2 separate regions of the Homo sapiens genome follow, and region 1 is linked to region 2. Evidence: chromatin contacts called from ENCODE Hi-C or POLR2A ChIA-PET data. All regions are on one chromosome and are shown on one strand. The core of a region is the stretch at or near the end of the contact, and the rest is flanking DNA. Distances in the headings are between cores, read along the strand shown. Region 1 overlaps CDK15 (cyclin dependent kinase 15). Region 2 has its middle 22 kb from the start of CASP8.

The links. Hi-C counts contacts between places; a loop is a spot of excess contacts on that map. ChIA-PET counts read pairs that join two places held with the same protein, here RNA polymerase II (POLR2A). Pooled maps may share reads with other maps.
Region 1: a loop to region 2 is called in a map of PC-9, with 4 times the contacts of the local background. The contact joins two enhancer-like sites. A Hi-C loop is called at or near these places in 4 of 168 maps with a recorded cell type or tissue (CD4-positive, alpha-beta T cell, CD4-positive, alpha-beta memory T cell, PC-9 and 1 more), 11 of 37 single-sample maps with no recorded cell type and 15 of 50 pooled maps. POLR2A ChIA-PET finds 5 or more read pairs at or near these places in 1 of 52 experiments (A673).

Annotation. Positions count from the first base shown.
Region 1 is chr2:201,851,792-201,856,564 of GRCh38, reverse strand. It overlaps CDK15 (cyclin dependent kinase 15), which reads right to left. Exons shown (of 14, transcript NM_001366386.2): 10 at 1,628-1,691. Among named protein-coding and RNA genes, the nearest start is that of CDK15, 48 kb to the right of the region's middle. Within about 2 kb of position 1,609, at least 4 of the 41 ENCODE cell types and tissues checked have a DNase peak (open chromatin) inside an H3K27ac peak, as active enhancers do.
Region 2 is chr2:201,236,466-201,241,277 of GRCh38, reverse strand. It overlaps a transcript of CASP8 not described here. Among named protein-coding and RNA genes, the nearest start is that of CASP8, 22 kb to the left of the region's middle. Within about 2 kb of position 1,542, at least 11 of the 41 ENCODE cell types and tissues checked have a DNase peak (open chromatin) inside an H3K27ac peak, as active enhancers do.

The DNA.
Region 1 (4,773 bases), core at 360-2,859, 620 kb before region 2:
GGCTCCACAAGAAACTTGTTCTTTTTTCTCTATCTCAGACCAATGGAAATAGGCACTATTCTAAGTCCTGTGACCAGAGAGTAGCATTTTTCTCACGTGTTAAACTCTAGAAAAATAGTTAGAAATCATAAACTATTTGCAAATGATATTAAGGCCTTTTAGCAATAGATATAACCATTCACAAAGCAGCTGAAAGGACTTTACAGTTAGTCTTTAGCTTGCTGTAGGGCTTCCATAATCCTGGTGGTTCAAGATGCCAGATCCCTATGGATAGCTGTAAGCAAAAGTATTGGATGCTAAAGAAAATAAGAAAAAGAGTCCCCAGCTCCCTATGTATTTTATTCTCTTCTTTAATCACATTTTAACTCTACCTACAATTTCTTGCTCTCAGGAAACCCTTCCAGGATAATCTCATACCAAAGTTAGTAAGGACAACAGGCCAGGCGCGCTGGCTCATGCCTGTAATCCCAGCATTTTGGGAAGCTGAAGCAAGTGGATCACCTGAGGTCAGGAGTTCGAGACCAGCCTGGCCAACATGGTGAAACCTCATCTCTACTAAAAATACAAAAAATTAGCTGGGCATGGTGGCGGGTGCCTGTAGTCCCAGCTACTTGGGGAGGCTGAGGCAGGAGAATTGCTTGAACCCAGGAGGTGGAGGTTGCAGTGAGCCGAGATCGTGCCACTGCACTCCAGCCTGGGCGATAAGAGCAAAACTCCATCTCAAAAAAAAAAAAAAAAAAGTAAGGACAACAATTTGGGAAGATTTCATTTTTAGTAATGGAACAATGTAAGACCATAAAGACTAGAAAAATCTGGCTTGGAGCATATCCACCCTAATCTTGTCGTTATCTGTACCTTTCTACCTCCCCTTCAACCCTGCCAGTGAGAGCTCAGCTTTGGCATGGGCTTTATTTGCTTCTTCAGCTTCTAATATGATCCTTCATCCTGTAGTTCAGTGCCTGTCTCCTCCCCTCTGTCTCAACATCCTTGAAGTGACTACTGCTTAATCTGATCCCTCTGATGTGGCCCTGCGACAGCTTCTCAAAGAATTCCCCCATGGATAACACTTCCAGCACTTCTAAATCGATCCCAGAAGCCAGTCTTGAAAGATGAAATGTGTGAGAGACAATGACCAAGTGTCAGGTTTACAGGCAATGAATGAACTCTTAGTAAGTATAACCTACAGACAGCTTACTTGGCATGTCCTAGGCCTAGCGAGCCTCTACCTCTGTTCTGTTGCATTAGCTTTCTTTTTATACATATGCAATTCAATACTAATCAATACACTTATGACAGTCAGGGGGCCCAAAAGTGAGCCCATCTTTTGAGTTGTTCTTTTGAGCCATTGGGTATTTGACAATGGATGTGGAATCCACAGTAATAGTCATTTCAAATTCTATTCAGCTTGCTACTTGTGTTTTACAGAGCTGGGGAACTGGTCTAACCTCAGCTACTCTTTCAGTGTCTTCCTCATACAAAGATTAGTCAGGGAATATATGAATGTAGAAATTCCTCTACACCCATCTTTGCCGCTGAGTTCACAATACAAGAACGCCCTGTTAGCGTGGCCAATGCTCTCCTTACATTACTAATTCTCAGAGTATTCAGAAGCTCAGATCAATATTACCTGGATTGTAGTTAGGTAGCTTGGAGACTCCCGGCCAAGTATCCTCTGTAGGGACTCCCAGCACCTATATAAAGCCAAACAAAGAAAAAGAAAGGTGAGGTGGGGAGATGAGGTGGATGGAAGAGGTATGGAGACATGCAGGACAAATCAGGGAAGAACAGGGAAGCGTCAGATGTATGTCCCATTGCATGACACCAGCTGATGTATACGAGAAAGAAACTTGAGTGTTTCCAACGTTTGTGGTTTCTTGGGCAAAACTGTAATACATTCCTATGGTCCGGGGCCTGCATTCTTACTGACTCACTTGTTCTGAGGCAGATCATACAGCCTTGCTCAAAGTCATGTTCTCATCACTGAACATTTACTGCATGATTATCATGCATTAGGACACCATGTTGGGAGCTAGGGATATAAAGAAGCAGGAGTGACTGTCTCTTTGCCTTGCATCAGATGACCACATGTATATTGACAGGAGACACTTGACAGCTTAAATTATGCCTCAGCATGGGTATTCAGCTGTTCCCTGATGTGCTCAAATTAAAAAGGATTCAGATTACTGAGCTTCAGGCAATGGAATGTTGGCTAAAGATGACCCCAAAACTAACTCTAGTCTTTTCTATTACATTCATCTCATCTGCTTGTTTTCTCTGTGACTAGCAGCTTGGAATATGGTATTTGGTTTTTCACTGATGGATTGTCATGGGAACAACATCACTTGAAAAAGGGCTGGTCTATGCTTTGAATTACCGATGTTTTTTTTTTTTGAGACGGAGTCTCGCTCTGTCGCCCAGGCTGGAGTGCAGTGATGCGATCTCGGCTCACTGCAAGCTCTGCCTCCCAGGTTCACACCATTCTCCTGCCTCAGCCTCCTGAGTAGCTGGGATTACAGATGCAAGCCACCACGCCTGGCTATTTTTGTTGTTGTTGTTGTTGTATTTTTAGTAGAGACGGGGTTTCACCGTGTTGGCCAGGATGGTCTCAATCTCCTGACCTCGTGATCTGCCCACCTCGGCCTCCCAAAGTGCTGGGATTTCAGGCATGAGCAACCGCGCCTGGCCTTGAATGACCAATTTAAAGCCCCAGTTTTTAGTTAAGATGTATGAAAATAAAGTCTTTCGGAGTATAAAGCCAAAACAGCTCAGACTTTGGATGAAGCCAGCACCATGAGTTCCCCGGTAGGCATTACCTTAGTATTTTTTTTTTTTTAAAGAATAATCATAAAAGCCCATAGACAGTTATATATGGGAGACAGAGTAACATTGTTCTTGTGAAATACTAATAAAACACTAGTAGCTTTCATTACACTACTACAGTATAACTTTTCTTAGAAGCATATCTCACTATAACTCTTTTTAGAAACATCTCTTACAGAAAGAGTCTAGCGAATCCATCTGTAAAATGCTGGTTATAGATACTGGCCCAATTATTATGGCAGGGAGTCAATTGCCCAACAATGACTGAATATAATCAATGAAGAATCCAGAATCTTAGTGTCTATCAGCTTGTTGACTAGGAATCTGGCTGAGAGATGTACTTTTTAGCATCTGTTAAGCTTGTCTTTAAACAAAAGACAGTGAAGTGCTATTTTCCCTCATATAATAAAAAAATCATGCCACCCAGTAAAATCTTCCTTCTTTGATCCATTCCCTAAACAAACTGAAAAGTGACTGAGAGGATTATAGGCTTTTCCTATCAACCACCCTGAGCCCGAGGGAACACTAAGAATCCTGGAATCCATTTTGAAAAACCAACTGGACTAATTCTTCTTTTGTGGGAGAAGGCCAGGGGACAAGAAACTAATTCTTCTTTTTTTAACCTACCATCTTATGTATTTGCACAGATGCATGTGTAAACAAGTGGGTGTGAGTCACATGTACCCATACATCCTCTGTTGGCTGGCAAAGTGCAGTGAAAAGAAAGCAAAGATAATGAAGAGAAAACAATAGAAGAAATAGGTGACAACCACTATCATGTTTTCTCTAAGGTGAAAGTTACCAGATGGTTGGTTACTTTGTATGATATTTAACTAAAGCCAACAAAATGGATACTAAAAAAAGTTTTTTTAATCTTATGTTCAAAGCTTTAAGCTTGAGATTTTAAAAGTTTAAACAAAAATTCAATATACTTTATTTGGAAATTTGATCTCAGTTTCTATTTGCAAGTTATTGAATTCTTTTTCACTTGAGAAAATTACTAAATCTCTCCTTCACTGTCTGGGAAACTGAAAACCAAAAATTGTTGTTTTGCTCCCTCCCTGAAGGCTCTTAAAAGGCAGCCAGTGAGTGCTATGTTTCAAACCACAGTGGTCTGAAGGGGCTGTTTATCTGCCTTTGTTGGAATGGAAACTAAAAGCATTTTGATTAATGGATTCAAAGTTTGCATAGTTTATTCTGATTTTAGAACTAAATCCAGGATTATTTATGAAAAACACTTATTTAAAATTAGTTTTTAAAATTGATCAGAAAGTGGTGACAGCTATTATTTAGATGTAAACACACACACTACAGGCACTTCAGAAAAATAGTAAAATAGAGACTCAGGACTTCTCAATGTGTTTTTATTCCTAAGAGTGAGATCTCAGGATAAATATAGAACAAATTATGGTTAGAGGTTAGGAGATTTAGAATGGACCCATTGCTTTCAGGGATGCACTTCTGACATCAAATATCACAGATTCTGAAGTGTAGCTTTCCTGTTTTCATCTGTGTAGGCTACGTTTAGTAAAACACAAATTCAGGAACTATTTATAATCTGTATAATTTTCTAACCTGCTTATAGGCAACAAATGTGAAAATAGACAAATGGGAATAAATAAAACTAAAAAGTGTCTTCAGAGCAAAGGAAACAATCATTAGAGTGAAGAGACAACCTACGATGGGAGAAAATATTTGCAAGCCATACATTTGATAAGGGGTTAATATCAAAAATATATAAGGAACTCAATAGCAAGAAGACAACCCCATTAAACAGTGGGCAAAGGGCCGGGCACGGTGGCTCACGCCTGTAATCTCAGCACTTTGGGAGGCTGAGGCAGGTGGATCACCAGAAGTCGAGAGTTCGAGATCAGCCTGGCTAACATGGTAAAACCCTGTCTCTACTAAATATACAAAATTAGCTGGGTGTGGTAGTGCACACCTGTAATCCCA
Region 2 (4,812 bases), core at 293-2,792:
AACCAATTCTTTTGTTATTCTTTTCAAAAAATTTGTTGATTTTTTTTCTATTGCTTTTCTATTCTGTATTTTCTTGGTTCCTACTCTAATCTTTGTTATTTCCTTCACTAATTTTAGGCTTAGTTCCTCTTCTTCTTCATCTTCTTCTCCTCTCCTTGAGGCACGAAGTTAGACTATTTACTTGAGATCTTTCTTCTTTTTCACTGCAGATGTGTATTGCAATAAAGTACCTCTTAGTACTTCTTTGCTTAGTACTGCTTTTATCCTGTAAGTTTGGGTATGTTGTGCTTTTCTTTTCATTTATCTCAAGATATTTCCTAATTTCTTTTTTTATTTTTATGGCCTAATTGTTGTTCAAGAGTGTGTTGTTTAATTTCCACATATTTGTGAACTTTCTATTTTTCCTTCTGCCATTGATTTTTAGTTTCATTCCATCATGGTCAGAAAAGATACATGGTATGATTTCAGTCTCTTAAATTTGCAAAGACTTGTTTTGTGACCCAACTTGTGATCTACCTTGGAGAAAGTTCCATGTGCATTTGAGGATAATGTGTGTTCTACTGCTGTAGGGTGGAACGTTCTGTGTATTTCTGTTCGGTCCATTTGGTCTATAATGTTGTTTAAGTCCCCTGTTTCCTTATTAATCTTCTGTCTGAATGTTCTATCCATTATTTAAAGTACAGTGTTGAAGTCTCCTACTATTTTTGTATGGCTGGCTATTTCTCCCTTCAGTTCTGTCATTGTTTGTTTCATATATTTAGGTGCTCTGATATTGAGTGCATATATTTATAATTGTTATATCTTCATGGTGGATTGATGCTTTTTTCATTATATAATATACTTTAATGTCTCTTGTGACAGTTTTTGACTTAAAGTCGATTTTGTCTGATATAAATAGAGCCACTCTTGCTCTCTTTGGGTTGTCATCTGCATGGAATGCCTCGTTCCATCCCTGACAGGAGGCATCATAGTTCTGCTCTTCTAAAGGGCAATGATTCTAATGTTTCTCTGTGGGTAGGGGGAAAAGGAAAAGACAGAAAAATAACAGAAAATGTGAGATAGTGAATGGCCTTAAGAATTCTTTTCTGTCCTTGTAGACAATGGGCCCTGAAGGAGAAGAGTGTTCCTGGGCCAAATCTGCATGCATACACACAGTTTGATCTGCCTGGCTTATGAGGGATTCACATCTAGGCCTTACCTCCCACATGCTAAAAATGGGCCTATTTGAGTAACATGGGTGCTTCAAAAATCTCTATGAACTAATTTGAGGGGAAAAGGGGCACAGATGCAGAGGTAACTAGAAGGGATCATAAGTCCCCAAAATGCTCTGAAACTAGGGCCTTGCTGGTATTGGATAGAAGGGCAAAAGAGAGCCAGATCTCAGGAACTTGGTTTCACTTATCAACAGACAAATGCTGTCCCAGCTTGCATCAGAAGCCATCAGGGACAATATCAAAAGTTTCATAATTACGGTGCAGTGTGAGCTTCCAGAGAGCAAGCTGTGGGAGGATCCGGGTAAGGATTGCCCGCCACCCGTGACGCCTCAACAGGGAGGAGCTCCTTGCTTGAAAAGGGAAAAAATTGCCAAACTGAAGAGGAAGGAAACTGAAAGTAGCCACTAAGAAAAAGCAAGATGAACCCAAAGCACAATCAATCCAAGGTAACTGAGAATTCAGGAGAAAACAAATTAGAAAAGTAAACTGATAAGAGTCTATGTAACTCCTTAAAAGGTTTGTTATTAACCAAAAAGTAAAAATCAAATAAGCCAACAACAACCAAAAAAAACACTAGAAATTAGATGAAGATATCCAATAGTTGAAGACAAACGTATTTTTAAAAAGTAAGGAAGCCGCCCCGTCCGGGAGGGAGGTGGGGGGTCAGCCCCCCGCCCGGCCAGCCGCCCCGTCTGGGAGATGAGGGGCGCCTCTGCCCGGCCGCCCCTACTGGGAGGTGAGGAGCCCCTCTGCCCGGCCACCACCCCGTCTGGGAGGTGTACCCAGCAGCTCATTGAGAACGGGCCATGATGACAATGGCGGTTTTGTGGAACAGAAAGGGGGGAAAGGTGGGGAAAAGATTGAGAAATTGGATGGTTGCCGTGTCTGTGTAGAGAGAGGTAGACATGGGAGACTTTTCATTTTGTTCTATACTAAGAAAAATTCTTCTGCCTTGGGATCCTGTAGATCTGTGACCTTACCCCCAACCCTGTGCTCTCTGAAACATGTGCTGTATCCACTCAGGGTTGAATGGATTAAGGGCGGTGCAAGATGTGCTTTGTTAAACAGATGCTTGAAGGCAGCATGCTCCTTAAGAGTCATCACCACTCCCTAATCTCAAGTACCCAGGGACACAAACACTGCGGAAGGCCGCAGGGTCCTCTGCCTAGGAAAACCAGAGACCTTTGTTCACTTGTTTATCTGCTGACCTTCCCTCCACTATTGTCCTGTGACCCTGCCAAATCCTCCTCTGTGAGAAACACCCAAGAATGATCAATTAAAAAATAAATAAATAAATAAATAAAATAAAAAGTAAGGAAAAGACTGGGTGCAGTGGCTCACACCTGTAATCCTAGCACTTTTGAAGCCCAAAGCGGGCAGATTACTTGAGGCCAGGAGTTCAAGACCAGTCTGGCCAACATGATGAAACCCCGTCTCTACTAAAAATACAAAAAATTAGCCAGGCATAGCGGCACATGCCTATTGTCCCAGCTACTCGGGAGGCTGAGGCAGGAGAATTGCTTGAACCCAGGAGGCGGAGGTTGCAGTGAGCCAAGATTACGCCACTGCACTCCAGCCTGAGTGACAGAGTAAGACTCCATCTCAAGAAAAAAAAAAGAAAGAAAAAAGAAAAGCAAGGAAAATAAATAAATAAATGTTTCAGGGTTTCATTGTTTCCTACGCTGAGGTGGGAGCGAATATTCTCTGAAATTATCTTGTAGATAACCTTTAGAAAATTTAAATGATATCCCATATATTCCAGGCATATTCTCTCAAACAGAGCAAGTTCCCCACTTGCTCCACAAGATGCCACAAGCCTTCTCAAGGCTTCTCTGGGTCACCTGGATTTCAGCTCAGCCTTAGTTTCCTGACAACATCCTGTTGTTCCCTCATACTTTTCTTTTTTGCCTCCCTTGTTATTTGTTACCCCCACTTGGAATACTCTTCCTCTTTGATATCTCCAAAGTGTGAATCCACACAACACTGTCCACTTCCTCCAGGAAGTCTACCCTGACTGCTCCCACCTAGTATATCTCTTTCATTCACGTTCTTCTTGCACATTCAGTCAGAAACCTACAGCTGCTCTCCATTTGCCAAGAGGTTGTTCTCTAAGTTTATATCAAGATTGTTTGATGAGATCGCAAAATGCCACTTCCCATTTTTCCCCTAGCTGGCTTTTTAACCCGTGTCATGCCTGACATCTAAACATACTGCTTGATCACTACACAAGGCTGGCCCACAGACTGCTTTGGCACAAAGGCCAAAGACTACTAGGCTCAACGTTAATTCCTGTCTTTCTGGGCCAAGATAAAGCCAGAAGACACAGAGCCATCCACTGATGCACCAGTAAATTAATGACTTTACAAACCAGCATGCATTCTTGCGGGGAGTGTGTGCAAGTGGGAAAAAAACTGTCTGGATATCAAAATCAGTCACCAAGCTGTATATTTACAACTTGTGAATTCTTCAGTATTTATGTAAGGTTTCGATACAAATTTTACACCAGAAAATCAACATGACTCACTCCAGTCTTCTAATTTTCTATTTTTCCTCCGAGACCTTGCTGGATGTTTTCTTTTCTTTTTCTTTTTTCTTTTCTTTTTTCCTTTTTTTTTTTTTTTTTTTACTCTGAAGATCTACTGGAGAGATGTTTTCATAAAGATAGAGAAAAGGGTCTGGACAAGGTGGCTCACGCCTGTAATCCCAGCACTTTGGGAAGCCGAGGCGGGCAGATCACTTGAGGTCAAAAGTTTGAGACCAGCCTGGCTAACATGTTGAAACCCCATCTCTACTAAAAATACAAAAATTATCTGGGCAAGGTGGCAGGCATCTGTAATCCCAGCTACTCAGGAGGCTGAGGTGGGAGAATCTTTTGAACCTGGGAGGCGGAGGTTGCAGTGAGCCAAGAACGTGCCACTGCACTCCAGCCTGGGCGACACAGCAAGACTCTGTCTCAAAAAAAAAAAAAAAAAAAAAAATAGAAAGGGGTCATACTGGGGAAAAGGAACAAACACAGACGCACTGAAAAGAATCCAAATGGTTAAGAATATGACAAAGAGAATCAGAGACTACGAAGATTTAATTCAGGAGGGTGGGGATAGAAATAATTTGACACTGCTCTTCAGCTAAATTTATTCTTTACTTGAAAACTTCTGTCTGGCCAGGCACAGTGGCCCACGCCTGTCATCTCGGCACTTTGGGCAGCCGAGGCAGATGGATAGCTTGAGCCCAGGAGTTCAAGACAAGCCTGGGAAACATGATGAAACTCCATCTCTACAAAAAATGCAAAAATTAACTAGGTGCGGTGGTGCGCACCTATATTCCAGCTACTCGCAGATGGGGAGCTGAAGTGGGAGAATCACTTGAGCCTGGGAGGTTGAGTCTGCGGTGGGGCCAGGGTTCGGTAAGCCGAGGTCACACCACTGCACTCCAGCCTGGGCGGCAGAGCCAAACTCTTGTCTCTAAAAAAAGACTTTTTAATAGAATTTTCATGTTGGCTTGCTGCCCTCTGGTGGAATTATTAGGGTTTATCACAAACACTGTGGAATTCACTCTGGCAATGACCACTAACACAAAATACCGATGGTTCTTGGGCATA